Linked DNA regions of Homo sapiens: all the other regions are linked to region 2. The links are chromatin loops, found by intact Hi-C in ENCODE. Cell type or tissue: IMR-90. All regions are shown on one strand.

Region 1 (4,000 bases), 740 kb after region 2:
CTTAGTGCACAGGGCTGCTGGGCCCAAGCCCTGCCTTTCATATTGGACATTTTCCAATCTGCCCAGATAGAGAAAACAAACAATGGCAGCATGAAGAGGGGCCATCTCCAGGTAATTCATCTGACTTCCAACTGTCCAGGGTTCTCCCATCAGAGCTGAAATACTACCCGGCAGACTGGCCATCAGGCAGCCGGACCTGGATATTTCCTTCAGCAGTGCTAATTCCTAGTGTCTTTACAGGAATCCTGACCCAGAAAGTCACCTCAATAGGTAAGAGGTTAAAAAAGCACAAACAGGGGAAACAAACTGGGTGATAAAAATTCTTGAGCCCTGGGGAGCTCAGAAAGGGGATTTGGAGCACAATTCACACTTGGGCCAGCCAGCTCTGTTCACGCTGATAAGTTGTTTTTTGAGAAAAACAAATGAATTCATATCTGATAAACCAGCACATTGATAATACCAAATTCCTTTTCCCTTTCTAAGGCTCTGTCAGGGAGGAGGGATAGATTATTTTTGCTGTGCAGGGGCAGAGAGGGTGGTAAGATTTACTGTAGATGCTACACAATGAAATATTTTTTGGTTTAATCAGTTTTGCAGGAATTGTACTGTTAAATGTCCCTTATTAAGAAATACCTTTATGTCCCCGTAAGAGTATTAGAATGACAGTTGATAAAATCTGTTTTAAAAGTGTTCATTGTTCCCATCACAAGTAAGAGCACCTTGGTTGATCCCAGGAGAGTTTTGATAAATTTTTATGTTTTTGAGGGGTTAGACCAAGTGCTGTTCCTCCTAAATGGTATTTTCTATTGTATATACATGTACATAAAAATTATTCTCCATGTCACCATCCTCAGACACCTAGCAACCAGTGACCCCCTCTCAAACAAAAAAACAAAACAAAACAAAACAAAAAAAACAGAGTCAATAAATTAGCCTGGAGCTGCATTCTGAATGGTAGCTCTCTAGCACTTACATCCATGAGTACTTTACTACATTCGTTAAAAGGTAGAACGCAAGTCAAAAATTCCTGAATAATCTACTGGCTGTAAGCAGGACATATGGAGCAGAAAGAGAGCCCGGTAGAATAATTTTTTCTTCTCTCTGGGTATTTTGAAAATTAGTTTCTATAAAAGATGATGTTTAAGCTGGGTCTTAAAAAGTGGATAGGAAATAGGCAAGTGGAAGTACTCTTCCAAATACACCTAGCACAGTGTATGCATGCTCAATTATTTAGTCATGCATTTATTCAGTCACTCATTAATTCATTCAGCGGAAAAGCTCAATACACACTGAAGATAGAATTCTCAGGCAGATAGACTTGATTGTTTTCATCACACAAGATAACGTAGTCACTTGGCTACAGAGAAGTAGACAATTATAATACAGTGATCAATACTATAGAGGACAAAGAAAGAGAGGCAGGTGCTTCAGCAACAGAGAGTAGAAGGGCAAAGAAAGGTAGGCTCTGTCTTCTACCCTGCCCCCTTTTCAGCCCTTCCTCTCTAAAACACAGAGAAATGTTCTCTTGTCATTGTTTTCATAGCCACGTATCAACTGATTCCTCGGAGTCCCTTAGGAGAGTATCTGATATGATTTTGGCCAAAATATTCAGAATCAAGGTTATATTAATCCACCTATTTTGTTCCCTTGAGTCTAAATTAATGGGTCTTTCTTAAAATATGAATTTGATTTTATTTCTACCACTGAATCCAGGCCCTGGCAGAGGCCCTGCTCAATCCTCATTGCTCAGGGCTGTGGGTTAATGACAGTTTTCAGAGTCCCAGGTACAGTCCTGCTGATTCGTGTTGGGATGTGGATGTCACCCCTGTCTCACCTGCTGCTAGCCCACATAGAAATGAGGTGTCAGATGCCTCTTTGTGCCTCAGTTTCCATTAATTTTAAATAAGAAGTTCAGATTAAAGGAACTCTAAGGTCCCTTCAATCCTTTGACTTTCAAAATTTTCCCTTTCATTCATTTATTGAGAGATGAGTCTTTGAAATCAATGGTGCTTTTGCATCATTAGAGGGCAGACTTCCCTTGGAGTAGGAAATGAAGGAGAGTTTTGAGAAATTAAAATATTTGATATGAAGCATTGGATTCCTCTTCTGATGGGCGAGCACGAGAGAGAGGAGGAATAGAAGAGCGAATGAAGATGATGAAGCAATTACCCACTAACCCTAGAGCAAATGTCCTCTACTGATCAAATTCTTATAGTATAGTGTGTTGAGCTACAAGTCCCATTGGAAGGTCGTGAAATCAGCATTAAAAAATGAAAGAAATTAAAGAGAATAGAAAATAGGCTACATTTTACATGAGAAGAAGAGATACTGTTTCATGAAATTCTTTTTCTTATCCACTATATGTGTGGGGGTGTGTTTACTAAATCACACTACAAAATTTATTTTTCAATGATTGTAAAGGTAACACACTTTAAAAATATTGAGCTAAGGGATTAAATGTTACTTTTAGGTTAAATGTTCAAAATATTTATACGTTAATATGTAAATGGGAGTTTTTGATCTTCTTGAAGCAAAGCAAGAATGCATAGATAAACCAGAGTAATAAGTATTGAAAATCTAGTAATCTTGAGTGAATAAAATACATTCTGTTTCATTGCAGATACAAACATCTACTGGGGAACTCCTAGCATGTTTCCTTAAAAGTCCTTTTTTAAAAAATAAATCTCATTAAACTGAATATTGGCTTTGAAGACAGACAAGCCTGCATTTAGAGCCCAATTTTACCGTTCCCTAGACGTTTGACTTTGAGAAAATTACTTTGCCTCCTTCTACACCTATCAGTTGCTTTATCTTTAAAATTATGGTAATCAGACTGGGCGCGGTGGCTCACGCCTGTAATATCAGCACTTTAAGAGGCTGAGGTGGGCGGATCACGAGGTCAGGAGTTCGAGACCAGCCTGGCCAACAAGGTAAAACCCCATCTCTACTAAAAACACAGGCGTGGTGGTGCGCGCCTGTAATCCCAGCTACTCGAGAGGCTGAGGCAGGAGAATCACTTGAACCTGGGAGGTGAAGATTTCAGTGAGCCGAGATTGTGCCATTGCACTCCAGCCTGGGCAATAGAGTGAGACTCTGTCTCAAAAAAAAAAAAATTATGGTAATCATACTTTGCACACAGAGTTTTTTGATTTTGGTTTTTTTAGGGGGAACTGCTTCATGAAAATTTTCTGAGCAAGGATTTTTTTGGATAAGAACTGAAAAGCTCAGGCAACGAAAGCAAAAATAGACAAACATGTTTATGTCAAACTAAAAAGCTGCACAGCAAAGAAAATAATTAACAGAGTGAAGAGACAACCTATAGAATGGGAGAAAATATTTGCAAATCATGCATCTGACAAAAGGTTAACATCTAGAATATATAAGGAACTCAATTCAATAGAAAAAATATTCGGTTTAAAAATTGGCAAAAGATCTGAAGAGACATTTCTCAAAAGGAGACATACGAATTACCTACAGGTATCTATGAAAAAAATCTTCAACACCTCTAATCATCAGGGAAATGTAAATCAAAACCTCAATGAGATACTACTTTACCCCAGTGAGAATGGTTGTCATCAAAAAGACAAAAAATAACGTATCCTGGTGAAGATGCAGAGAAAAGGGAACTCTTAAACACTGTTGTAGGAATGTAAATTAGTACAGAAAATATGTACAACCGTATGGAGGTTCCTCAAAAAATTAAACATAGAACTACGATGTGAGCCAACAATCACACTATTGGGTTTATAGCCAAGGGAAATAAAATCAGTATGTTGAACAGACATCTGCACTCCCATGTTTATTGCAGCCACATACACAATAGCCGAGATATGAAATCAACCCAAGTGTCCATCCATAGATGAATGAATTTAAAAATGTAGTACATACACATAATGGAATATTATTCACCATAAAGAACAATGAAATCCTATCATTTGCAACAACATGGATGAACCTACAGGGACATTATGTTAAGTGACATAAGCCAAGCACAGAAGGA
Region 2 (4,000 bases):
CAGGTCTGCTGGGGTGCATGACTCATGCTTGAACCGGAGTCTTCACCCTGAGACAATAATTCTCATTTTAAAAGCAAATGCTGAAGTCAACAGCTGCTGGGGTGACTTTGCCTATCTTAATTTGGCTTGTTAGAGACAGCACCTCCTTAGCTGCTTGAAGGAGAACTTAAGTGGACCTTCCATGACTCTGTTCCTTTTCCTATCCAGGGCTCACATAAGAGTTGTCTGCAGCTGGAGACATGAAACAGTGATAGGATTTGGAGTCAGGGTGTCCTGATTTCATGTGTGTGTTCTGCCCTTTTATTACCACACGGTGGTGGGCAATTTACCCACCTGAGCATGAGGTGCCTCACCTGTGGAATGGATGGAACCCTGCTGTATTGGAGAATGTTCACCCATTCAAGATAACGCATGTGAAGCACCTGCCATACAGTAGATGCTCAATCACGTGGATGTTAGCATTGACTTTGTTGCATGTTCTCTGCTTAGCTATCATTTCTCTCTTCCTCCTTTATTTTGCATTAATTTATTTCTGTAAAGGAGGAAGCTGCTGGGCACAGTGGCTCACACCTGAAGTCACCACTTTGAGAGGCCAAGGCGGGAGGATCACCTGAGGTCAGGGGTTCAAGACCATCCTGGGGAAAATAGTGAGACTACCGTCTCTAAAGAAACATTTTAACAAATTAGCCAGGCATGGAGGTGTGCTCCTTGTAGTCCCAGCTACTCGGGAGGCTGAGGCAAAAGGCTCACTTGAGCCCAGGATTTCAAGTTACGATTGTGTCACTGCACTCCAACCTGGGTAACAGAACAAGACCCTCTCTCAAAAAAATTTTTAAAGGAGGAAGTCATCAGTTATGTATATCACACAGATTCACTGGTGACTTTGCCACCTTTTCCATCCCTTTGAAGTTCTGCATCGCCGGTGGGAGGACGTTGGTCAGAGCAAGCAGAGTGTGGAGGCAGAAGCAGAGAGCGGAGGACCTCAACTCTCTCTCTCCCTGGGCTCTGCTCTAACTTGATAAGGGCCCACGGGAACATCACCTAAACTCTTGGGGGCCTGTGTTCATTTGTCTGTAAAAAGAGGGGCTTAAATTAAATGATCATTGAACCCTCCAAGCTCTTGCTGGGCTGTTTCTGGGGGCTCTTCTCTCTGGAGTATTGATTTGAATTTTGGTGCTGAGCCAGCCAGTGCACGAAATACTACCACTTTGCTCAGTCTCGTAGATGTTTTTCTGTATTTCCTATGTTCAGCATAAAGGGGGCCAGCCCACTACTGCCTTTAACATGAATTGCCCTTCGGAGTATGGAGCACGAGGCGAGCAGCGCTTGTCTCCGCTAATAGACCTACACATTTCCAGGAGAATTTTTTTTTTCTCCTTGCTACTCACAACACATCACTTGTTTATGTGAGGGTTTTTACACACAGCTGATTTATAAGGGATTAGATTTCTCTAAAACATAATCTGCGTTGGTTCTATTGGCCAGTTAAAATTGGTATCCCAGCACAGCTTGTTAAGACATTACATATCATTCCTCTTGTTTTTCTCACACTCAGGAATGATAGGTTAAGAAATATGATTCTAGTTCATAAAAGCCTGAGAGGGACTAACTGGGCTCTATTTATGTTTTATCCAAGAATGTGGAATTTGAAGCTTTTCTCAAAGTGAAAGTTGACCCACTGGACCCGTGTGCTTGGGCCAAATATGAGTATGAGAAACATTCTCAAACCTTTTTGGAATCCTAGGCCAGTAGACACTGAAGGGGCCTAAAGGATTTCTGGGCAATTCCTTCTCCTTCTCTCATGCCACAATAATTATTTGCACTTCTTGCCCTTCTTTTAGCTCAAAAGTGAACTCTGCATGAAGCATATTACCTTAGAGAAAATGTTCACTTAAAGAAAGCCACCTGTTCAGGAAAACAAATTGTCCCCAAGAGGCGTGGTGGAACGCAGGTGGGGAATTTTGTCTTCAATAAGGAGAAATTTAAATTCTCTATATTCTTAGAAATTTACCAAATTGGTTGCACTAGGGTTTTTTTTTTTTTTTTTTTTTTTTTTTTTTTTTTTTTGAGACGGAGTCTCGCTTTGTCACCCAGGCTGGAGTGCAGTGGCGTGATCTTGGCTCACTGCAAGCTCCGCCTCCCGGGTTCATGCCACTCTGCCTCAGCCTCCCGAGTAGCACCAGGGTTTTTAATATCCAGTTCAACCGGGAGACATTTGTACTCTGCGAAGGCTGAGGCGTCCGTGTAAATTTGGCCACCAGGTGGCACCAAATGTTTTCATTAGAAAAATTGCTGAGGGAAAGCCTGGTCCGCATTCTCTCTCCTAGTTAAAAGGAAAAAAAAAGAAAAAGAAAACCCTTTAAAGTGAGTGTTGTCGGTTCATTCACCCAAATTCAGGAAGCATGTGCCTTTCTTATTTGCTAGCGCTTTGGCAGTACACTGTGGCAGTTCAGGGTGAGTTATTTCCTTGAAGTTTGTTAAAAGGGAAACATGGATGAAATTCAAGACTTGAAACAAAGCTTTATTGGAGCTTTGCAGGACAATTAAAATCCAGTCTCTCAGCCAACAAACGGTTCCATCAACCCCCTTCTAGGCCTAGCAGGACACAGGATGCCCAAACAAAAGGCAGAACAGGGAGGCATGGCTGGGTTTTTCCTTTTATCATTTGCTGCACAATCTTATTCTTTCAGATCCCAAACCAGCTTTTATGGTCTGGTTAAAATTTTGTTCTGTTTAGAAAAGAGGGTATCCTAAAGCAATCTAACTGAGCAGGGGTTGTTGCAGAGGGACACCCGCCTGCTTTCAGATGTGAGTGCTGCTGGGGATGATGTCTTTCTGCCCCTGCTCATGGTCTCCAGAAGAAAGTGCTGGCACGCTAAAGATAGGAAAAACATTGGCCAATTTATTGCTAAATTTCAATTCTTAAGAAGTGTTTTTTTTTTTGAAGTAAAAGAGGTGTGCATTCATTTATTTATTCATTCATCCATTCATTTGATGAATATTTATTGAGTGTTCACTGTGCCAGGCATCGTATTTAGAAGCCAGGGGAAGAGTGGTAACCAAAACTACGTTCCAGCTTTGGGCTGCTTCTAGTCTAGAGGAAGAAGCAGATACTCGTCAAGCCACTCGCATGAATGTGCATCAACAAGCTGCGGGAGGTGCTTTAAAGGCAAAGATTGCTGTCCCTGGATGTTGTGGAGCTAATGAAGTTGACCTAGATTCGTGGAGTGATGGGAATAGGCAGTGTTCCCTAACGAGGGACCCTGGAGCTGAGATTTGAAGGATGAGGAGGAAGTAATTAGGCAAAGGGATGGGAAGAGGTGAGGAAGATTTAGGCCAGGGAATTGCAAATTCAAAGGCCATGGGAGGAGAGGGAGAATGACAAGTTTGAGTTCAGCGTTTGAGATGCAAGTGTGGAGGGAACTCAGTAAGCGAAGCAGGAATGGATGCAGTTACAGGAGTAAAAGCTCACCATGAGTTCTCCACTTTCCTCTGTGTTTGGTATACTTTTCCTCTGCCAAATGGGAGAAGAAAGGTCAACACACACACACACACACACACACACACACACTCCAAAACTCTATCAATTACCAGATCTCTACTAGTCGCCTGCTTTGATAGGTGGTCTGTGGTATGGTTGGCTTGGAGCCAGTGTCCAAATATTTGAGAAAAGTTTGGGCATTTTTCCCCCAGTACAGTAACCTGTTTAAATGGACACAAGTACCACTGGGGAAGGCTGAGAGGAAAAGTCACAGAACATACTTGGCAATTTTAGCAGAAAGTGCTGCCTTAAGCATCCCTATTTTCCCTTTAGTGAGGGGATGTGGGTCTGGGAACTGACTCGGTCTTAGACACGACCCCAAGTTTCTGATGTAATAGCAGCCCCCATTCACCAGACCTGGAGTTTTTTCAGTTACACGCCAAGTTAGGCCGGAAATCCTGCGATCAACTGGCCACACCCTAAGATCCCTGCAGTTCAGTTCATTCTGGTAAGCCCTAA
Region 3 (4,000 bases), 950 kb after region 2:
AAAGGCTCTTCGTTTTAATAGCTAATGAACCCGTCAACTAGAGAATATTGATTGTTATATAGGACACAATCTATTACCAGGTTTCCTCTTTCTTTTCCTTTAAATCCTGTTTTCCCACCTTTCAAGTTGAAAAGAGTCTCTAATCTAGGACTTTTATTGTTCCTTATATATAAGTTAAAATGTGAAGAATGACTTGAAATGCAAATGCTACTTTAACATCTTTCCAGCAAATACTACTTCTTGTACTAATGCTAGAGAGTGTGAGATAAATAAATTGGAATTCAATTTTTCCTTCTTCTCAACTCTCTCTGTCATTTTAGAACATTGTGAAAGGCAGCAAGCTATGCTAGAAGATAAAGCTTATAACAATTTTTATTTCCTCTGTTGTGGCCCCCCCACCGCCTTCCCCCACCAAAAAATCTTAACTGTTTGTTTTATAGTCTTCTCTGCTCTCAGGGGATTTGAGGTATGCAAAGCTTTGGCTGAGATTGGAAAGAAACAGCTCAGAGGTGGGGACTGCTGCTTAAAATGTTCCTTTGTTTCATTTTTTTTTCCTGTTATTGTATATGAAACTTTGAAACTATCCTGACTTTCCATTCCAAAGGCACAGGCCAGGACAGGTGCCAATCGCAGCGACCATTTGGTGGAGGGGTATACATGATGATTGGTTTTTATGGGGGCTCAGAGTGAAAGCAGAGGGGATCCTCAGAAGGTTTCATTATGAGATTAAGATGTTGGCCTTGTTAGGGTAAACTGTAATCCCCCGTCACCTTTTGGTGAGCGGGATCCTGTGAGAACATTCTACAAGGGAGATCTTCAGGTTTAATACCAACAAGCACAATGCAGGGTCCTAGCAGCCCAAGAACTGAGTGGAAACTCCAGGGCTGGGGATGCTAAACTCCATCTGTGTTGACTTGCTTTGTAACCTGAGGCAAGTGTCTTTAAATTCCCTCAGCCTCCACTTCTTCATCTAAGTCAGGCTTGCCACAGGCAGAGGTATTATGTAAATACATAGATACTATCAATCCTTGGGGAAAAAAAAAAATGCTTTGTTGAGCCAGCAGAGCTCTCTACTGCTTAAAGCAGGGTGTGAATAAGAGCTCCTGGGTCTTTCACCAAATCGCTGAACATGTTCCGAGATGCTGTAGAAAAGGTGCTTTCATGGCTTTAGACACAGTACACAACCGCTGCTCAGATTGAGTAGTATCTTTTTAATGGCAGGGTTGGGAAGGTGTGTTTTATTTTTCTTTTGGATAAGTCACTTGGAAGTGATGGACTTATGGGTCTGCTGGCCTGGCCATTTGACTATGTCGAACAGCAATCCCACCTTTAACTTGTTAGATCCATTTTCCATACTCCCCTCTATTCTCTCTCCCCTCCCAAATACACACACACACACACATACACACACACACACACACACAACTCTGCATTTGCTTGACCTGTAGAGTATGATTTGAGGGATGCCAAAGTGCTTCCTGTTGCCACATATATGCATTCCGAAACTTTTCTCCTGTTACAACACTCAAACCTGTTGTTTAAATAGAAAATAAGAGTCAAGCATACCCCATTGTTGTTAATGGGATCCGATCTGTGTCTACCAGTGTGGGCTCTGGGTTTGAATCTCAGCCTTGTCACTCAGCTTTGTGAATTCTCTGAGCCTTGATTTTATCTTCTGTAAAATGGTAGCAGTAATGGTACAGCCCTCATAGGGTTGCTGTGCAAAGTAAAGATGATAATGATGCAAAATCCTTGGAATATTGCCTGATGCATAATAAACACATAGTAGACACAGCTGCTGAGGTTATTATTGAAATGGTACAGCGGAAAGAAATGGTACGGAGGAAGGTAAATCAGGATGGCGTAATGGGATAGAGCAAACCATAGACTTGTACTAACCATTTATGAGCATTGAAGTTAACTTTTATTCTGCTTCTGCTGATGGCAAAATTTAGGCAGGCTTGCCAGAGCTGCCTTGTCCTGTAAGACAAAGACTAGCCTAACCAGTTCTTGCTAATAACTGGAGTGACCTCTAGTGGTTCTGATTTTTTTCATAGTGGAAAACACAAAACAAACCAGACTCACCCAAACCGTACACTATTTTGCTTGTACACCCAAAATTCAGAAGCTGATTAAATGGACACTAGTCTAGTGTTTAATTGAATTGACTGATTTATTAATAGAAGCCTTATTTCTACCAGACAGTTTCAAGAATCCCTTCCGAGTATGACCACACCCTCACTTCCATTTGGCCTTCTCTCCATTATTACTGAGTTGGGGGAGTAATTTATTAGCATTCAATTAAACTGTATAGATGTATTTAAAACATATATGATGCTTCCCATAGGCAAGACACTGTGCTAGGCAAAAAATAACGTATCAAGATGAAATATGGACAGACCCCTTTGAAAATACTAAAAAAGTACCTACTTTTAAACTGTACTAAAATAGATGTCGACACAAAGAATTACCACCATCTTATGCCTTACGGCATAAGCAACTTTGAAAAAGGCAACTTTGCTTTTTCTGCTGTGGGAAGAAACAGATCCCCTCAGAATAAAACAAAATAAAGCATGCATATCCATTGATACACAAGAGAATTCTCATCCATGGGCTGGGAGGTTTGGCCGAGAGTAGAGCCAGGTAGCAAAGGAGAAATGTACCCTGCTATGGTTTAAAAAAGAAAAATCAACATTAAATAAGGTAAAATTCAAAATTCAAAAATTAATTAAAGAAGTCATTTTAAATGTGTTTATTCTGCAACCATACATCATTTATGTTCTAGGTAATTCTATCTTCAAATAAATGTACTCCTCTTTACAAAAGCAACGCATTAAATATGCAAGTGAAAATGAAAACTTTTTATACCTTTATATAATTTTTATATAAATAAAACCACAAGTTATTTATATTACCAAATTCTATTATACATTGTAGAATATTAGTAAAGTACATATGGCCTATGCATAAAAAATAAGAGTCCCAAAGAAAATACTAGTGTCCTGATATAAGGCCCATACTCTGATTTTTTTTTTTACTTGATGAGTATTTGAGAGTGGAAAATATTTTTAGCTATCCATGCAAAGTGCAATTGTCTCTTATTTTTCCACTTGTACTTCATGAAGACCTTTGGTGATATCTAGTTGACAGGCTAATAGCCTTACCACAAAGAGCTATTTAGACTTGGCAGAAATTTAGAAATTCCTGAAGCCTAAATCAATTTAAAAACCTAAAAACAAATTCACAAAACTTCAAATTCTGCCCTGGCACAACTTTATTTGGTAATAGCGTGTAGGGGGATTCATTCCAAACACAATGTCTTCTAACACTGGAATTTTCCTGAAGCACCAGGTTTCATCATTGGGAATTCTGTTCCACTTCTTTTTAGGGTTCCTATTTAGTGTCATTTATGTTCAGCTTATGCCCTGGGAGTACAGAAATAGCCAGTTGAGAGTATATAAAGTGTCCTGTTTTTAAAACTTATTTTTAAATTTGTTTTTATTCTTTTAAAATTATTTATTTCTTTATTTGCTTTCTTATTCTTCTTTATTTTTATTATATTTATGATTTATCTTATTTATCTTTAGCTGGTCATCAGTTTAAATAAATCTTAAAATGTTCCACATCTTAAAGATGTTGACTTCTCCAAGGTGGGGCTGGGTCTGATTAGGAGTTAAAACTGAGTGGAAAAAACAATTCACAAAGACATATTACAGGAAACATTTATAGGAAAAAAACTGAAAATTAGAATGTCATGTGCACCAATACAGTATGATGGTCTTTAAATTCTCATTGTCAAATCTTATTTGGTTCTATATTTAATATTTAAAACTATATTGACAATCTATTATTAGTCTTTCATAAGAAATTAATATTCTTAGAAAACATTCAGTGGTGCTTTGCACACAGTTGAACATCTTATACTTTTTTCAGCATTTTTACTCAAGCATTGGGCTGATAGTATTAATAAATATTGCTATTAATTATTTGAACTTAAATA
Region 4 (4,000 bases), 580 kb after region 2:
TGATTTTTTTTTTAGTTTTTACTCAGATATCACTCAAGTTACACATAAATGGTAATTTTTCTTTATAATAAGCTTCCATCTCTTGTATAAATTTAATGTGTTCAGTGATGACTGTGGATAAAGTCACCTAACGGTGATTTTCTAAGGGAGGTAAACTTTATTGTCATAATTTCCTGGTTATTACCTAGTAAAACAAGTTTTTAAAAAACCAAAAAACAATAGACTTAAAACCATAAAGACTTTTTTAGCATTCAGATTAAATAAAAGAAAGGGTAAAATGTTGACATTTTCCTAAGAGATACCAGTTCTTCACATTTTTATATAATCTCTTAATATGAAGCATATAATGTGTATATTATAATTATATATTTTATATTTTATTATATAAAATTATAATATAATATAATAAAGTGTTTATATTTATAATATAATATAATAAAGTGTATATTATATTATATTTATAATATAATATAATAAAGTATATGTTATAATTTTATATAATAAAATATAAAACATATAATTATAATATACACTTTATATGGTAACACGATCATAGTCTCTACCAATACATATATCTGATTAGATCACCATATGGGAAGTCTGTTCATATTTTTAGTTATTGGGTTTTTTTTTCACCAAGCAATAAAATGTCCAGTATCAAATAAATAAGGGTCATATGATTCCCAGATGACATGACCAGGGTACTCATAAAATTCAGAGAAGCTGAGTCAGATCATTTCAAGAGGACAAATGCAGCGCTCCCCCAAATTCAGTAACTTGTGGAATGTAGCAATCTTGTATTTTCTCTGAGCCAAGCAGCCTGATGCTGTCAAACTCATCTTTCATTTCCTCTGCCTTACCGCAGTGTTAGTGGTTTCGTTATTAGAAGGAAAAAAATGCATAAATGTCTTAGTTAAGATGAAATTGCATCTATTAAAATAAAGTTGATCCTAAATGATTCTTTCACTCAAAGTATTAATAGACTAAAGGAAAATGTTGCAAACTATGAATTAGTGGTATAGTTTATGAACGGTAGCTGTTGTGATTCATGCATATACCTTTTGGTTACCTTATAATGAAAGGTTGTTGGGTACAGCCTTCACATCAATGAGAAAATCAACAAAATGTTCTTGAAAAGACGACTGGCAAACTTTCTTTTATTTTTCTGTTCTCATTAGTAGAAAGAGGGACAGGTCACTTTCAGAAGGATTAAAAGGTCAAAAAATTTGGTGAAGGGATGTCTACACAAGCCTTTAGAAAGCTGTTATCAGAGGATCAGCTAGAAAACAATCTTAGAGCTAATCCTTTGGCTGGATCCAAAGAAAACCCAGCAGATTTAAGTTTTCTCTTTTTTCTCTTTGTTTTCCTTTACAGGGGTATTTCCCACAAAAGCCTTTCAGTTGCCTTCATCCAAAGTTATAGGTCCTGAGTCCTTTTCAGCTCTTTTATTCTGTCTCCAAGCCTAGCCCTTCCTAGCTCTGTCCTCCTACCTTTTCCTGATCTTTTCCATTTTGCTTGTTTTCATCAGGGGTTCCCCCTAAATCCCTCTTAGCATCCCCTAAAGCCTAAATGTTCATGGATGGAGAACTTCTTCTGAGGGAAAAACAAGACTGATTCACAGAATTCTAGCATTAAAGAGGACTGTAGAAATTATCTAGTCTACCCGCCTTCTTCCTCCACCATTTTACAGGTAAACAGAATTCACGAAATTGCCCAAGGTCATGTCCAGGTAGCGACTGCACCAGGACCAAAGCTCTGTCAATAATAACTGCAAATTGGTTGCAAAGTCCTTTGGACAATTCAAGCTGCTCTACCTACCTAAGGCACTATGATTATTATTATTATAATACAGATGTTATTATACAGAGCCGACCGCATGGGCAAGATTGCTGCTGATGATGTGTGTGATGCCAACTCACCAAGACCCAGTGGCATCACGCTGGCATGTTGAAAATAAAAAGGGGTGACATCTGCTTTACATACAGAGCCTCATGACCTGTACTCATAGCTGGAGGCATCAGTCATTGCACTACGAGAGGAAGTGGGCTTTGAAATACCTTGGGGTTGATGTCCCAAGAACACCCTTCTTCCGCTCCTCCTCCCTGTACTCCTTGAACTGCTGCTCATGGGAGCCTGAGTAATACAGAAATTGGAGGACAACCACACAGCACAAGTGTAGGTTTGACAGGAGTTTACATAATGCTGTAGGAAAAGAAACCAAATAAAGGCTTCAGCTTTGCTGAGGCTCTCCCCATCCCCCTCACATGCCAAATGCTCCTTGTGTGGCTCACACTCCTTGGTCTTCAGTCAGAGAGGCCAGGAGCCCACCTATACATCTGTATCAGGGTTAGGAAGTTGGCTCTTGTTAACAATGTTGAATGCACTTTGCTATTCACTACTTTTGTGGTTAGAAAAGCCTCCTGATATCAAACTTTAGAATCAAGCACCACCTTGTGGTCTGATGCATTTATTAAACTGGCACAATTTGAGAGCTGAAACTGGAAATGCTCCCTCAGCTGGTAGTAGAGAGCCAGGATCTGAAAACTGACTCCCAGGTGGCTGCCTGGAAGCAAGAACCCCCAAGGTGTCTTTCTGCTGCTTCTCTGGGTTCTCAGACCAGTTAACAATGACATCCCCTTTCATGGGGTGAATCCCATGTTCCTGACACTAACACATTATGCTAGATATGTATAGTAAGTAGCCAACTTAATCCTTTCAAAACCACAGGGAAGTGTTTCTTATTACTTCAACTTTTAAGTGAGGAAACGGAGGCGGAGGTCACTTAGTGGTCCAGTCACAGACAAATGGCTGGGCTTGGATTGACTTGGAAGTCAAGTCTTTCTGAAGCAAAAGTCTCTGCTGTTAAACACTGCTCTGCTGACCTCTAAGGCCAAGACCAAGACCAGGGTCCACTTCAGGCTCTTTTGGGGCATTTTGGCTCTTGGCTGCAAACCCAACCAGAACTGCCAGAATCCTACCTGGAACTCACTCAAGGTGCTAGAATTAACCTGTTCTCCAAGGTTACATTGATCAGGAAGGTTTGCATTCAGAGATGGGGACTTCATTGGTGTCCATGGACCTACTGAGATAGCCAGAGTTTAGGAGAAAGTTTGGCTTTTGAGGATGGGCCAGACAGCAAGTGACCAGACTCTAGATCATTCATGAAGAAACAAAACCAGAAAGAGATATTTGACAAACATTCACTTGGACAATTACAGTGCTTCCTGAACTGAAATTCAGTTATTCTTTAAAAGGATGATTTTATCATATTCATTGTTTGAAGGGGAGGATTGGAGTATCTGCTTGGCAAGTGAGTAGTAGTAATGTGGGCCAAGTCATGTTAGAAGGGAGATCTCGCCCCTGGTCTTGTTCCAGTGATACCATAAGTGTTCTTGGGTAAGTCACTTCTTTGTCTCTGGGTCTCCATTTTCTCATTCGTAGAATAGGGGTTGGACTTCACTAAGAGGTAGATGGTTCTAAAGTACAGCGCAATTGTATGGAAAATGTGAGGCAGGAACCTCAGCTTTCTCCGTTTCCTTAGAAAGTCTGTCCTGCTCAGGCTTCCTTCCTATTCTCCACTGAATCTGCTGCTAATTTTGGTAACATGGTGACTTCCACATAGCAATGTTTACTAACATGTCTAAGGACAATGATTATCGGGAATATATGCTTCTCTGTTTTTCCAAAGTAGATAAATCCATATAGTTCATAACTCCCTGACTCTCCATACACCAAAAAGAAATACAAAAAGTACCATGAAAAGAGGAAGCACTGCCATGAACGGTCTCCCCTTGAATGGCTAGTATGTAATGCCAAGACAGTGCCTGTTCATTTCAAAGCCTCTCCCATTCTAGTTCCTTCCTGTGCTCTCACTCCGAATTTCTTACTTGAGATCGCTATTGGTTGAGCCATTCTTTTAACAGATAATCTGTACTACAGTAGACTCTAAAACAGAGCTGTCCAACAGAACTTTCCGCAATGTAGAAAATGTTACTTGTGC
Region 5 (4,000 bases), 420 kb after region 2:
CTGGGGGAAAGACCATTTAAATGTGGCCTCACCTCCTTCGCATCTCAGCCTTTAAGGGTCAACACATCTAGTTTCTGCCAGCTCTTGGTCACTCTCCAGCACTTTCATTAAAAATATATATTTTCTCTACATTTTTATTGTTATTAGAAGGAGGGTTAGTCTCATATAGGCTATTCTGCCATTACCAGAAGCCTGAGTCCTAAGTGAGTAGATATTAAAATCTTGGGGAACCTTTGCCATCCAGATTTTCATCATGTTAAAGGATTAAGACACTCTGGGAAGCCTCCTGAGCTGGCAGGCGGAAAAATAAGATGGTGCTGGGATCCTTTTGGTTGGTGAATTTGAGTGCCCCCGGTTGGCTGGCAGGGTTTGTGGGTGAGCTGGTGAGAGGTCCCTGCACCACACACTCCCCACCTCACTACTGCTGGGAACAAAAGTAGATTGATTGGAGTGGGTGTGCACCATGAGAGCTGTACATCACTGTTCTTTCTTCCTTGTGCATTTGTAGAAATTGCATTGTTTACTGTATGTTATAGGTACTTATGCATGAAAACATTTTATTTGATTAAAATATTTTCATCTCCACTAAAGCTTAGGTTCTAAAATGGGGGATACTGCCTTACTCAAAAGTTGGCACATGGCCGATTCTAAAGATGATGTGAGTGTCCTATGCCAAGCACAATGCCTGATGCACCGATACCAGTGATTTTTTCTTTCCTGTCTACTCTCTTCCACTCTATGATAGTTGTTAAAAATAATTGGATTGGGAAATTAAGAAAAGGAAAGATTATATACCTACTTTTTAAACTTATTTTTCCGTATGGCAAAATAAGAATAGTGTGTACTAGTAAGAGCTATATTACTATATTATTTGGGGAGAAATTTAACAACTGAAAAAAATGAAAATGAGCAGAAAAGTTAGTGTTCAATAGCACCATAAAAATGTATCTTTGAATCCTCATTCACAGTGCAAGAATAATGATAGTGTAGTGTAGGTCTGTAGCAGGGGTTCTTGACATGGATTTAGGGGTCTCCATAGATCGCTGCAGTCCTTAATTGTATGAAAAAGTGTGTGTGTGTGTGTGTGTGTGTGCGCGCGCGTGCATGTCCTTGTCTCTCTTTCTGAGAGAGGCTGTACGCTGGTCATGAGATTTTTTTTTTTATAGAGATCTTTTGAAGTTTTATTCTTTTTAAAAAATTATCACTTTTTTAATAGAAAAAGTGATGGATCAGTATTGGAGTAGGATTATGAAGATGTAATTTATAAAGATAGAAAGAATGTATCCATGTTTTCTTATGTCTTTTCATGTTTGATAGTATGTATGTATACATACACAAACATGAAAAATAACCTGGAAACTAATGTGGTAATATGTTAACAGTGGCAAATTGGGATAGTTGAAATACTTTCTTCTTGTATTAGATATCGTTTAAATTTCAAAAACCAAAGTTAAATCTCACAAGTTAATTAGTTCAAACAGAAAAGACAGTAAAAAAAGTACAGTGAAACCTGTGTCTTTCTCACACCGCCCCTTTCCTCAGGGCTGACTGCAGCAGTGACTTGTGTATCCTTTCATGCACACGCACAGGCACGTAGACACGTGCATGACACAGATGGAAGTGTACCATGTACATTGCTCTGCTCCTTGGGTTTGGCGTTTTAGATTTTGTATCTTGAAGGCTTTCCAATTTTCAGATTCTTAAAGGGGAGGTCTTTGACCCTATCTCCCAATCCCCTCGAAAGGAATGAAGAACTTTGGATGTCTAGAAATTGTTTTCTATTCTGTTATCCTTTTCAGCTTTGGTGTGTGCAAACCTGACTCCTAGTGGTAGTTCAGAAATTATTTCCTTTCCTTTGGGCTCAGATGATTTTTAGGGGCAGTGACCTTTTGAATGCCCACTCTGCGCTGGCCTTTAGCTGCTTCACCTCACTCGTCTTGCACTGTCACATGTCATTTCTTGTTTATTATTACTAACACTACAACAACACGTGTTGAGTTTGGTAATCTTTCAGTTTTTAAAAAATTTCAGATTGGGCCTTTTTTTTTTTTCTAAACTTCATTATGGAAGTTTTAAAATGATTACAAAATAGAATAGTGTAATAAGCCTCCATTTACCTATCGTTCAGCTTCAGTAACTAACAGCTGGTAGCCAGTCTGGTTGCATTTACTACTCTGGCTACTTCCACCCTCCCACATTGCTTTAAAGCTAACCTTGGGGATATCATCTCATTCCTATGTTTTCATTATATAAGCTCCAAACGATAAGGGATATCTTTTCATGTCATCACAATACCTTTGTGAAACAAACAAAAATAAAGAAGAGTAATTTCCTTAATAATATGGTCAAATATCCTGTCAGTATTTGAATTTCCAGTTGTCCCCAGTAGTGTAATTTTTTAAACATTTCGTTAGAATGAGGGCAAATAAGCTCCACCTGTTTTATAAGTTGATGTATCTTTTGTATTCTTTTGATCTGTGGGTACCCTTTCCAATTCTCTTCTTGCTTTTTTTGCAGGTTATTTTTGAAAGGAACTGAGTTGTTTGTCTTATAGCTTTTTTACCATTGGTCTTTGTTTTTTCAAACAGTCAAATATAGAAATATGCTTCATTAAAGAATATTAACTGATTGCTTTTAAGTTTTTAGATATTCTTTCAATATCAGATTATATTTGAATATACATTTGTTGCCTAACATATCTCTGTTTATGGCTTTGACTTGTATGGGTTACTAATTAAGCACATGTTTATTGATTTGAAGTAGGGTATACTTTTTGAAATAAAAACTCACAAGAAAAAATAGTTCAAAATCAGATAAAATTACTTTGAAAACATCTTAGAGAGAGAGATGCTGTTTTAGTCTGTTTGTGCTTGCTGTAACAAAACACCTGAGACTGGATAATTTATAAAGGAACAGAAATTTCTTTTTCACAGTTCTGGGGGCTGGGATTCCAAGATCAAGGTGGCAGCACTGGTGAGGGCCCTCTTGCTGTGTCTTCACATGGAGGAAGGCAGAAGGTTAAGAGAAGGACAAACCCTGTGTCCTCACATGGCTGAAGAGCGGAAGAGAGTAAACCCACTCCTGCAGTCCTTTTTTATATCAGCATAGGTCCATCATGAGGGTGGAGCCTTCATGACCTAAACACCGCCCAGTAGACCCTGCCTCCCATTGCTGTTGCATTGTGGATTAAGTTTCCAACACATGCATTTTGGAGGGGACAAAAACATCGAGACCACAGCAGACAGCCATATCAGTGCAACAGGTAGTGAGTGAATTTGTCTGCCAAATTTCTGATTGGGGCTGAAGGAAAGAGAATTCTTGTTTCACTTTTAATTAGAATATAGTCAGCTACTTAACGTTACATGAGAGAGGCCTTTTCAGAGTCTCTGTGATGTGAGCATAGATTACCTAGAGTAAGTTTTCCGTAGAGGTGGATCTTGCTGGAGGGATGATGTATATCAAATAGGAAGCCAGGGCCCTAAACTACAACTTACAAAGCCCCAGGAGGAGCCCAGAAACTTCTCTTACTGACAGAGTTTTCTTCCTAAGTGAATTATCTGAAGCATTGTGAACCCGAGTCATATGCAGTGAGGCCTCAATTATAACTGGATTATGTAACAAAAATTCAGTTTTAAATCTGTGGTTTGGTGCCCAGACCACATTTGCCCTTAGTAATAATGTGTCATATCAGATTAGGTTTTCAGCATAGCCTGCAAAAGGTATTTAATTTGCGATGTACCTGACTATTGTCACTGGCAATACAGAGCTCATCCTGCTAACGTCATCCCTGGTGGCGATGCCATTGTGTCCAGAGGGACGCTTTGTTCAGGGTTACATTCAAGACTCCAGGTGGGTGCTCTAGTGCCATGGGATCCTGGACAGGAGCTCTGAAGTCCTTGGCGTCCTTGTCATAAGTCATCTGCACTTGTCATCTTTCGTAGGCATGTGATGGGGAAGTGAGAGCTTCCTGAAGTAAGGAGCCTTCTCAGGGAATGTGTGA
Region 6 (4,000 bases), 110 kb after region 2:
AAAGAAGGCAGGAAGTTTGGGAATGACTGTGTTAGGGACACCTGAGGCCAATTTTGCTGATACCAACATTTTTCCTAAGATGGATCTGTTGAGAGTTTCTTCAATCAAACTAAGAGAAACACAGAAACATCTGTATATGACCTGGGGTAGCTTCCTCCTCCTCTTCTCTCCTTGTCACCATTGTTCCACTTCCTTTGACCCTTGCTCCTTTTCTCTGAGGGATTCAGGTTACTTGAATGACCAAAGGGCAAGGGGCAAGGTCCACAGCACCCCTCAGCTTGTGAGGCACAAAAATATTTAAGCATCTCCGTTGCACAGTATCTGCCTTGCTAATTAGCTCACGGATGTGATGTATGTTATCCAGCTCTCTGCTTCCAAAATTATCACAAATCCATATGGCTGTTTATTTAGCAAGGTCACAAATATTGGACACCATCATCATAACTATTTGAAAGAAATCCAACTTTACATCAACCCTGAAGTGGGGGGGAGATGGTAGTCATTGTGAAAAAAGCTACAAGATGAGCACACAAACCTTGAGAAGATGTTTGCTAGGTGCATTTGGCACCACATAAAAGATACTTATAAGACTCTGCTTTGTTATTATTTTAGTAACAGCTAGCTCAGCCAGTAGTTTCAAATCTCTTCATTTTCTTAGAATTTTGGTTTAGTAGCATACAGATGAGGATTCTTTTTTTTTTTTTAAGTAAGAATTCACACTTTGCTGTATTGATCAAGCAAAGCGAGGTCCTTTTGATTGCCTGGTGAATTAGGAAACAAAACCAGATCGAATCACAAGTTCTGGACTTACTGCAGCAAAAGGCAACGAAGGGTGCATTAGCCTCGGATTTCCATCCTAGCTGTGCCTCCTATGAGTTCAGTGGCCTCAGGCACATCACTTATCCTCTCTGAGCTTTTATTTTATCTTATTTTTTCATTTGTAAAAATCAGGATTATAGTAGTTCTCTAAAGAAGGCTGTGTGAATTAAATGAGCCCATACCTGAAAAACATGCTTTGGACAATATAAAGTACCATTTCTTAAAAAAAAAAAAAAAAAAAAAAAGCAGGAATATTCACTACATCAGTGTCTCAGATTAACATTCATGGGAAACTGGGAAGGTGAAGAGTTTGACAAGAAAAAGTTGAGAGGAGGAGGGTTCCTGAGAGGTCAGACTTACGTAAGGTAGTTCTGGTCCTGAACTCCAAAAGAGTTCAGAGCTGTGGTCTATTAGTCAGTCAATCATCAATAACTGACTGAGCACAAAATTTAAGCTGAAATTAGTTTTTTTCTGGAGACTGGGGCTTGTGGCAGGGGCAGTGTTAGTGGACTGAGTTGCTTTTCTGAGTTGGTCATCTTGTGAGTTTTAAGACCATGGAAAGATGGGCAAGAGTGAGGGTGGAAGAAAGTCTGTGAGTGAACTTTTGAGGAGTCTTGACATGCCACTTCCTTGTGCCTTTCCCCTGGTTTGTTTTTTTTTTTTTTTTTTTTTGAGGCAGAGTTTCACTCTTGTTGCCCAGGCTGAAGTGCAATGGTGCGATCTTGGCTCACTGCAACCTCCGCCTCCCAGGTTCAAGCGATTCTCCTGCCTCAGCCTCCTGTGTAGCTGGGATTACAGGAGCGTGCCACCACACCCGGCTATCCCCTGGGTATTTAAATGTCATTACCTTCACAGAATCTGAGACCTTTTTATAATCTCCTGGTTGATGTGGAGATACATTTGTAAGTATTGAGAAGCTGAGTTAGGTATTTGAACAATTACTTTGTTCACATTGTGCCGATGATTCAGTTATCCTCCTCCAACCGAGACCTGGCAACCTCATGCCAGCCTTGCTTGTTTGGGTCCCTGTTACTGATATTCAGGTTCCAGTGACCTAAAAATCTCAGAACAGCCTCTGTTTACTATTCGGCCTCTCCAAAACACAAGCCTGAATAAAAAACCAAATGGAAATGTATTCCTAGAAATATGTAAATGTTAATCCCATTTGTGATGCAGAATCGTGACAAAGTGTGTTACTTAAGTAGCTGCTGCTCAGCTATGAGATATTCTTTGGATGTTGGGGTGGGCTTTTTTTTTAAAGCTTACTTCATTCCATCCACACATCGGAAGTTTATGACATATTTGCAGAAGTCACTTCTCTTTCAGGCCTGTCCTCTCAGAACTGTGTGTCTTTTCAAAGACTTCCTAAGCAACATGGCAGACTCTCACCTGGACATCTCCTGTGTTCTCAGTAGACTCACTGTAATTATAGCACTGGCTTGTGTTCATTTCATACCTTCAATATGCCCTTTAAATAAACAGTGATGAGGTAGATTGGATGCTGGGAATTGAGACATTTGGAAACATAGATAAGGCACTGTGGAGTTTTCAGTACAGAGGCTATTGGTGTTCTGAGTTCACTGAATTTTCCCCTCACTCACCATTGCATGATTCAGCCACACGGGGATGACAGTATCTAGGACCTTGGGGTAAATGAGATCTCGATTGTAGAGAAAGAGGATCCAGAATGCCAAAAATACAAACTGGAAAATAAAACACAAAAAATAGCATCATTAGGCTTGTTTTTAATCAGAGCTTTCTAAGATAATCAAGGAAACACAGCTAAATAAAAACAGACAACCATTTTAAAGATATCTTACATATACATTATAGGAATGTAGTACATATACATTACAGTAATTCTACAATAAGCATTCTTCCCTTTATTTCATTGCTATATCTGCTCTTTCTGGGGATTCCTCAATGTGCCAGAGAGTTAGAGATCAATTATTTGTCATCGTGGCAGGCAGAGAAGATATGAATAAACAGGATTCCCAGACCATTAGTCATTTATTTTAACCAATAACTTCTTTTTCTAAACTTTCACCAGGAATGCTGAGAGTAGGCACATGGAGTAGCTTGAGTCATACACGTTCCTTGTCCACCCTCTAAATAGGCATGGCTAGGGGAAGCAGGAAGCCTGAGAACCATAAGTGCCAATCTCCCTGGAAAATGCACAAGCTAGCTGACTGAGGGCTGGATCTCCCTGGTGCTCAGAACTTTGAATTGATCTCCTCTTGTACTCCTTGCCTCTCTTGTCAAAGCATCTATCCTCTATGCTACGAAGTCAACGCATAGATAAGGAAGTTAAAAACTATTAAACTTCTGATCTTCCTATCTTCTGACATTTCACACACTCCATTTCTAAGCCTCAAAAAATAAACAGACTTCACTGTTGATTTTAAAAACTTGGCTATAGCCAGACTTGGTGGCTCATGCCTGTAATCCTAGCACTTTGGGAGGCCAAGGCAGGCAGATCACTTGAGTTCAGGAGTTCGAGATCAGCCTGGGCGACATGGCAAAACCATGTCTCTACCAAAAATACAAAAAAGTAGCCAGGTGAGACAGGAGGATCACTTGAGCCTGGGAGGTTGAGGCTGCAGTGAATCGAGATCACACCACTGCACCCCAGTCTGGGCAACAGAGTGAGACTTTATCTCAAACCCCTCCCCTACCCCCCAAAACCAAAAAGCTTGGTCATTAGAAGATTTTACGTGGGCAGAGGTAGAGGTATCCTGCAAAGTAATAGGTATCCTTGCTTTGTTATCAGAGAACTCACTAGGGCTTGGAGAGTTGCATTTTGCATTTAAATTAAGTTCTGTACTATAGGAAGCAGGACAATGACAGGTAGAAGAAGGTAGTCATTTCTAATTATAGGCCCTGCTGGGCAGCCAGCATGCCTGATCTCTGTTTATTTCCATTCTAGCTAACGAATGGAAAACATGAACAATGTCATAGAAATGTGGATGGCATCAGCATACCAGCTTACTGTCCCTGCCATATGTCTCACTTCTTCCTGACATCCATCCACTCAGCAACATGAATGAGGCACCCACTGTGTACCCCACACCAGGCTGTCTTTCTCTCCTCGGTTGTCTTTTCCATGTGCCACCTTTGAAGGTCTCATATCTCTTTTCAAAAAAAAAATTATTTGATGGTTTTCCACTTGCAGAAGTAACAT
Region 7 (4,000 bases), 1.2 Mb after region 2:
CAGAATAAGTCACTTTTACTAACAGCCTTACAAGGTTTTGTACATAGTAACAGTTTACTCTGAGATCAAACCAGCCTTGAATTCATTTCACCTACATTCTGTGTAACTCTCAGCAAGTCTTTTAAACGCCCAAGCTCCAGTTTCCTTATCTGTAAAACAGGGATAATAATAGGGCCACCATAGAGGGTGCTGAGGATGATTGAATGAGATAATACTTGTAAGGCTGCTATTAGCAATTCCATCAATCATTCCCAAGTAAAGTGTAAAGGTTCTACATTAAAGAGACATGCATTCCCTAGGAAGCTACTAGCTTATGCTAAAAATCCATATTTAATACATTAGTGATATTGTGCTCCTCATGAACTCTCAACCTTTCCAAATATGTTACTAAAAGCTTTGAGCTCCTCTTGTCTTGGGATACCCAATGATATGAGACAGCAAGCAGTTTCACTCAGTTTGAATTTTCTTGTCAAAATTCGTAGTCTTTGCCAAAGGAGGACATTAAAGAAAATTATCCTCTTTGTAAAAACTGAAAGGCCTGGGACAGTGTCCAGCTCATTTATCATACAATGCATTTAGTGAGGGAGGGTTTCACTTTATGTAAGTAATAAGCTACACATGCATAACTTCTTTTGCTTGGATAGTGGCTCTTCAGACCTGGATTTAATTAATACAGAGCTGCATCTGGGTCTGTCAGAGGGAAGTGATGAAACATACGCTCCCATATGGATTTATAGCTAGTTAGAGTTTTTGCAGACTCAACTGCAAAATCTTCAAGCGAAGGACCGAGTTTGGTTGTTGACATAATAATATGGTCTTATCTAAATGTTTTGTTTTCTTTGACTATAACTTGAGTTAATGGTCAAGCAGAGCAAAAACATTGGCAGTTACTGATTCAGACACATTTATAGACATCTTTTTCCCCCCATGGAAAAAAAGGAACAGAACAGTGCAACTGAAGTTCATTCTTCCATTTATTCAGAGATGTGAAGACATGTAAGACATTGTCATAGCTCATGCTCCAGGAACACACAATGTGGAGTAAAGGAGGATGGCAGACATGGAAACTATTATCTCTGATTAAGCAGCATAAGTTCCACAAGAGATATCATCATTGATAGGGAGAATAGACTTCATCAGAGTGCTCTTTGGCATTGGGGCAGTGGGGCTCTGAGGAACACCTTTACTTGGACCAGACCTTGAAGTAATGGTGGGATTTCCAGGACAAAGAGGAAGATAGAGACCTCCAGAGAAGGAAGAGAGAGAGAGAAAGCACACAGTCTTGGCAATATAGTGTCCAGGCAACACTCGAAAGTAAAGTGGCTGAAGGTGAGATTGGAAAGAAAGGAAAATCATTTTATTTGAACCCCTACTATGTGCTGGGCCATGTGAGACACTTTACAAACATGACTCTCTGATTCTTCCTGTAAGCCATATCTTACAGGCATGAAAACCAGGGCTCCAAGAGGTCAAAAGGGTCACATAGACAGATGCGTACAAAGCTGAAGCCAAACACAGCTGTGCAGCTCCAGGGCGTATGCACTTCACATCAGGCACACAAATGCGAGGGAGGCTGGGGCACAGAAATCCAAAAAAGAAAGTTAACAAGAGCAAGATTTTTATATTTATATCTTCTAATAAGCCTTCATCCATCAACAATTTTTTTAAATGCTGCTTTAAGGTTCACTTGCTTTCATTCATAAACTGGAAAGCGAATCCCTGGACAGGTTTTAGATATATGCAAGATGACCCTGTGAATCCTTCATTATTACATACTTTATGATTTTTTTACAACTTGTATTTTGGGGGGGTCCTTCTTCCTCCTCCCTTGGACCTGCTGTACCCCTAGCCTCTGAAGCCTGCAGACTGATCACACTATTATTATCTTTCAACCATTCTGTCAGCCCCTCTTTTCCAGCCCTCAGACTGACCAAAGGCAAGAAAAACTATATATATATACAGTATGGTTTCCTTTTCTCTTCTTCCAGCATGACTGCAGATGCTACTTCTCCCTCAGGGACAAGCAGCTCTCCACACAGGCAGTTCACGCAAGTCTAAAGCCTTTTGCTAAGTCAAGTGTCACATGGGCTTCCATATTTAGCAAAGCAGCCCTGTTGCTGCAGGGAGAGAAGATTCTGGAACCCCTCTATGTAACTGATGTCAGCTGCACTCTCTGCTGAGCAGGGGCAAAGGAGACAAGACACCTTAGGCTGATGATTACATGTCTGTCAGTGAGCTCACGTTAATGGCAATTTGCAAGGGAACACATCACCCACTGGCTGACTGTGGGATTTTTATTGGTCTCTTTACTTTTTAAGCGTTCTCGCCATCTTGTGGCTACTTTCAATATTGCAGTTGAATGATTGGGCACAGGTTCAACCACCTTGCAAATCATTAACTCATCTATTCAAGTACTTTTTGAGACTCTAATATCTCAAGTACTTACACAGAAAAGCAAGTGGACAAAAGCAAATAATAAGAAAAAAGCCTAGGAGAATTAATGTAATTATTTTTCACTACACTTTAAACCTCAGTAGCCAGGCTTGTCGCTGCCAGAGGCCATCAAAACTTTTCATTTGGGCGGGGCACAGTGGCTGACGCCTATAATCTCAGCACTTTGGGAGTCAAAGGCAGGCAGATCACTTGAGGTCAGGAGTTCGAGACCAGCCTGGCCAACATGGCAATACCCCATCTCTACTAAAAACACAAAAATTAGCCGGGTGTGGTGGCACACGCCTATAATCCCACCTACTTGGGAGGCTGAGGCATGAGAATCGTTTGAACTGGCAAGGCGGATGTAGCAGTGAGCCGAGGTCACGCCACTGCACTCCAGCCTGGGTGACAGAGCAAGACTCCTTCTGAAAAAAGAAACAAAAAAACTTCTCATTGACTTTTCTGCCCAGCCATGCTGTCACCCCTAACCACATAGTAGAGTTAGACAGGTCCTGCTACATGTTAAGTCACTTAACATGTTTCTGTTAGAGCTATAAGACATCTGAGAAATGGAATCGAATGTCTATTTTATAGACCTAGAATTACATGAGGAATAAAAGCCCAGCATAGAAAAAAATATCCAAAAAAGCAAAAATTAAAATCATTTTAATTTCATCACACAGATCTTGATTAATATTTTAATGTAGATCCTTCCATATTTTTATGCTTATATGTAATAAAATAATATGCATGCTATTTTTAAACCTTCTCTTTAAAACATGTGAATATCTCTTTCTTGTTCACTACTATATCCCTAGAGCCTAGAACACTGTTTGGCACACCAGGGTTTCTCTGTAAATACTTGTTAAATGAATGAATGAATGTAAATAAACAAACCTGCAGAATTGCTTTTAATATCTGTATAATATTCTACTCTTAGGATATTGTGTATATATTTAACTAATCTACTCTTGTCTGATATTGTGACTCTTTCTTTTTTCTTTTTTTTTTTTTTTTTTTTTGAGACGAAGTTTCCCTCTTGTTGCCCAGGCTGGAGTGCAATGGCATGATCTCGGCAAACTGCAGCCTCTGCCTCCCAGGTTCCAGCGATTCTCCTGCCTCAGCTTCCCAAGTAGCTGGGATTACAGGTGCCTGCCACCACACCTGGCTAATTTTTTGTATTTTTAGTAGAGATGGGGTTTTGCCATGTTGGCCAGGCTGGTCTCGAACTCCTGACCTCAGGTGATCTACCTGCCTCAGCCTCCCAAAGTGCTGGGATTACAGGCATGAGCCACCATGCCCAGCTGATTCTTTCTATTTTTACTGTTAACAAAACTATAATAAGCAAAGGTAGTGGAATTTGATGAGTTTTACTAGATAGTAACATGGTAAAGGGGTCCCTCAGTCAACCTTGTGATTATGAGACCAGGTGCAGCAATGGTGGTAACTGCTTTCTAAACAAAATACAAGCTCTGCTACGGAGGATTGCATACTCCACACCTTTTATCCAACAAAATGAAACCAAAGTGACATCATCTTCATCAGAACTCTACGTATTGATTCTCGA

What was found. Hi-C counts contacts between places; a loop is a spot of excess contacts. Peaks named below come from ENCODE experiments on the same cell type or tissue, not always from the same donor. Only the 100,000 strongest peaks of a DNase experiment are listed, where the experiment ranks them.
Region 1: it touches region 2 in a loop (2.2-fold over the local background); 2 of 110 quality-filtered maps call a loop at or near these places.
Region 3: a loop joins it to region 2, with 10 times the contacts of the local background. A loop is called at or near these places in 73 of 110 quality-filtered maps.
Region 4: a loop joins it to region 2, with 8 times the contacts of the local background. A loop is called at or near these places in 89 of 110 quality-filtered maps.
Region 5: it touches region 2 in a loop (8-fold over the local background); 20 of 110 quality-filtered maps call a loop at or near these places.
Region 6: a loop joins it to region 2, with 8 times the contacts of the local background. A loop is called at or near these places in 6 of 110 quality-filtered maps.
Region 7: a loop joins it to region 2, with 11 times the contacts of the local background. A loop is called at or near these places in 14 of 110 quality-filtered maps.

Annotation. Positions count from the first base shown.
Region 1 is chr6:12,394,057-12,398,056 of GRCh38, forward strand. LOC105374931 (a long non-coding RNA gene) reads left to right here and starts at 1,418. Exons shown (of 3, transcript XR_926488.2): 1 at 1,418-1,458. In IMR-90, a CTCF peak has its summit at 2,030; no DNase peak of the experiment used is centred here.
Region 2 is chr6:11,653,496-11,657,495 of GRCh38, forward strand. No RefSeq gene overlaps it. Among named protein-coding and RNA genes, the nearest start is that of TMEM170B, 120 kb to the left of the region's middle. RefSeq lists a silencer at 2,179-2,348. In IMR-90, a CTCF peak has its summit at 2,269 (motif pointing right); DNase peaks (open chromatin) are centred at 1,566 and 2,276; H3K27ac peaks cover 2,401 bases.
Region 3 is chr6:12,601,572-12,605,571 of GRCh38, forward strand. No RefSeq gene overlaps it. Among named protein-coding and RNA genes, the nearest start is that of LINC02530, 18 kb to the left of the region's middle. In IMR-90, a CTCF peak has its summit at 2,025 (motif pointing left); a DNase peak (open chromatin) is centred at 2,000.
Region 4 is chr6:12,231,736-12,235,735 of GRCh38, forward strand. It overlaps a transcript of EDN1 not described here. Among named protein-coding and RNA genes, the nearest start is that of EDN1, 57 kb to the right of the region's middle. In IMR-90, a CTCF peak has its summit at 2,487 (motif pointing left); DNase peaks (open chromatin) are centred at 2,126 and 2,456.
Region 5 is chr6:12,073,552-12,077,551 of GRCh38, forward strand. All of the region lies in intron 2 of HIVEP1 (HIVEP zinc finger 1), which reads left to right. Among named protein-coding and RNA genes, the nearest start is that of HIVEP1, 63 kb to the left of the region's middle. In IMR-90, a CTCF peak has its summit at 1,816; no DNase peak of the experiment used is centred here.
Region 6 is chr6:11,763,854-11,767,853 of GRCh38, forward strand. ADTRP (androgen dependent TFPI regulating protein) reads right to left here. Exons shown (of 6, transcript NM_032744.4): 3 at 2,421-2,522. Among named protein-coding and RNA genes, the nearest start is that of ADTRP, 13 kb to the right of the region's middle. In IMR-90, a CTCF peak has its summit at 2,425; a DNase peak (open chromatin) is centred at 2,908; H3K27ac peaks cover 1,052 bases.
Region 7 is chr6:12,891,744-12,895,743 of GRCh38, forward strand. The region is part of intron 4 of PHACTR1 (phosphatase and actin regulator 1); the gene reads left to right. Among named protein-coding and RNA genes, the nearest start is that of PHACTR1, 180 kb to the left of the region's middle. In IMR-90, a CTCF peak has its summit at 2,334 (motif pointing left); a DNase peak (open chromatin) is centred at 2,338.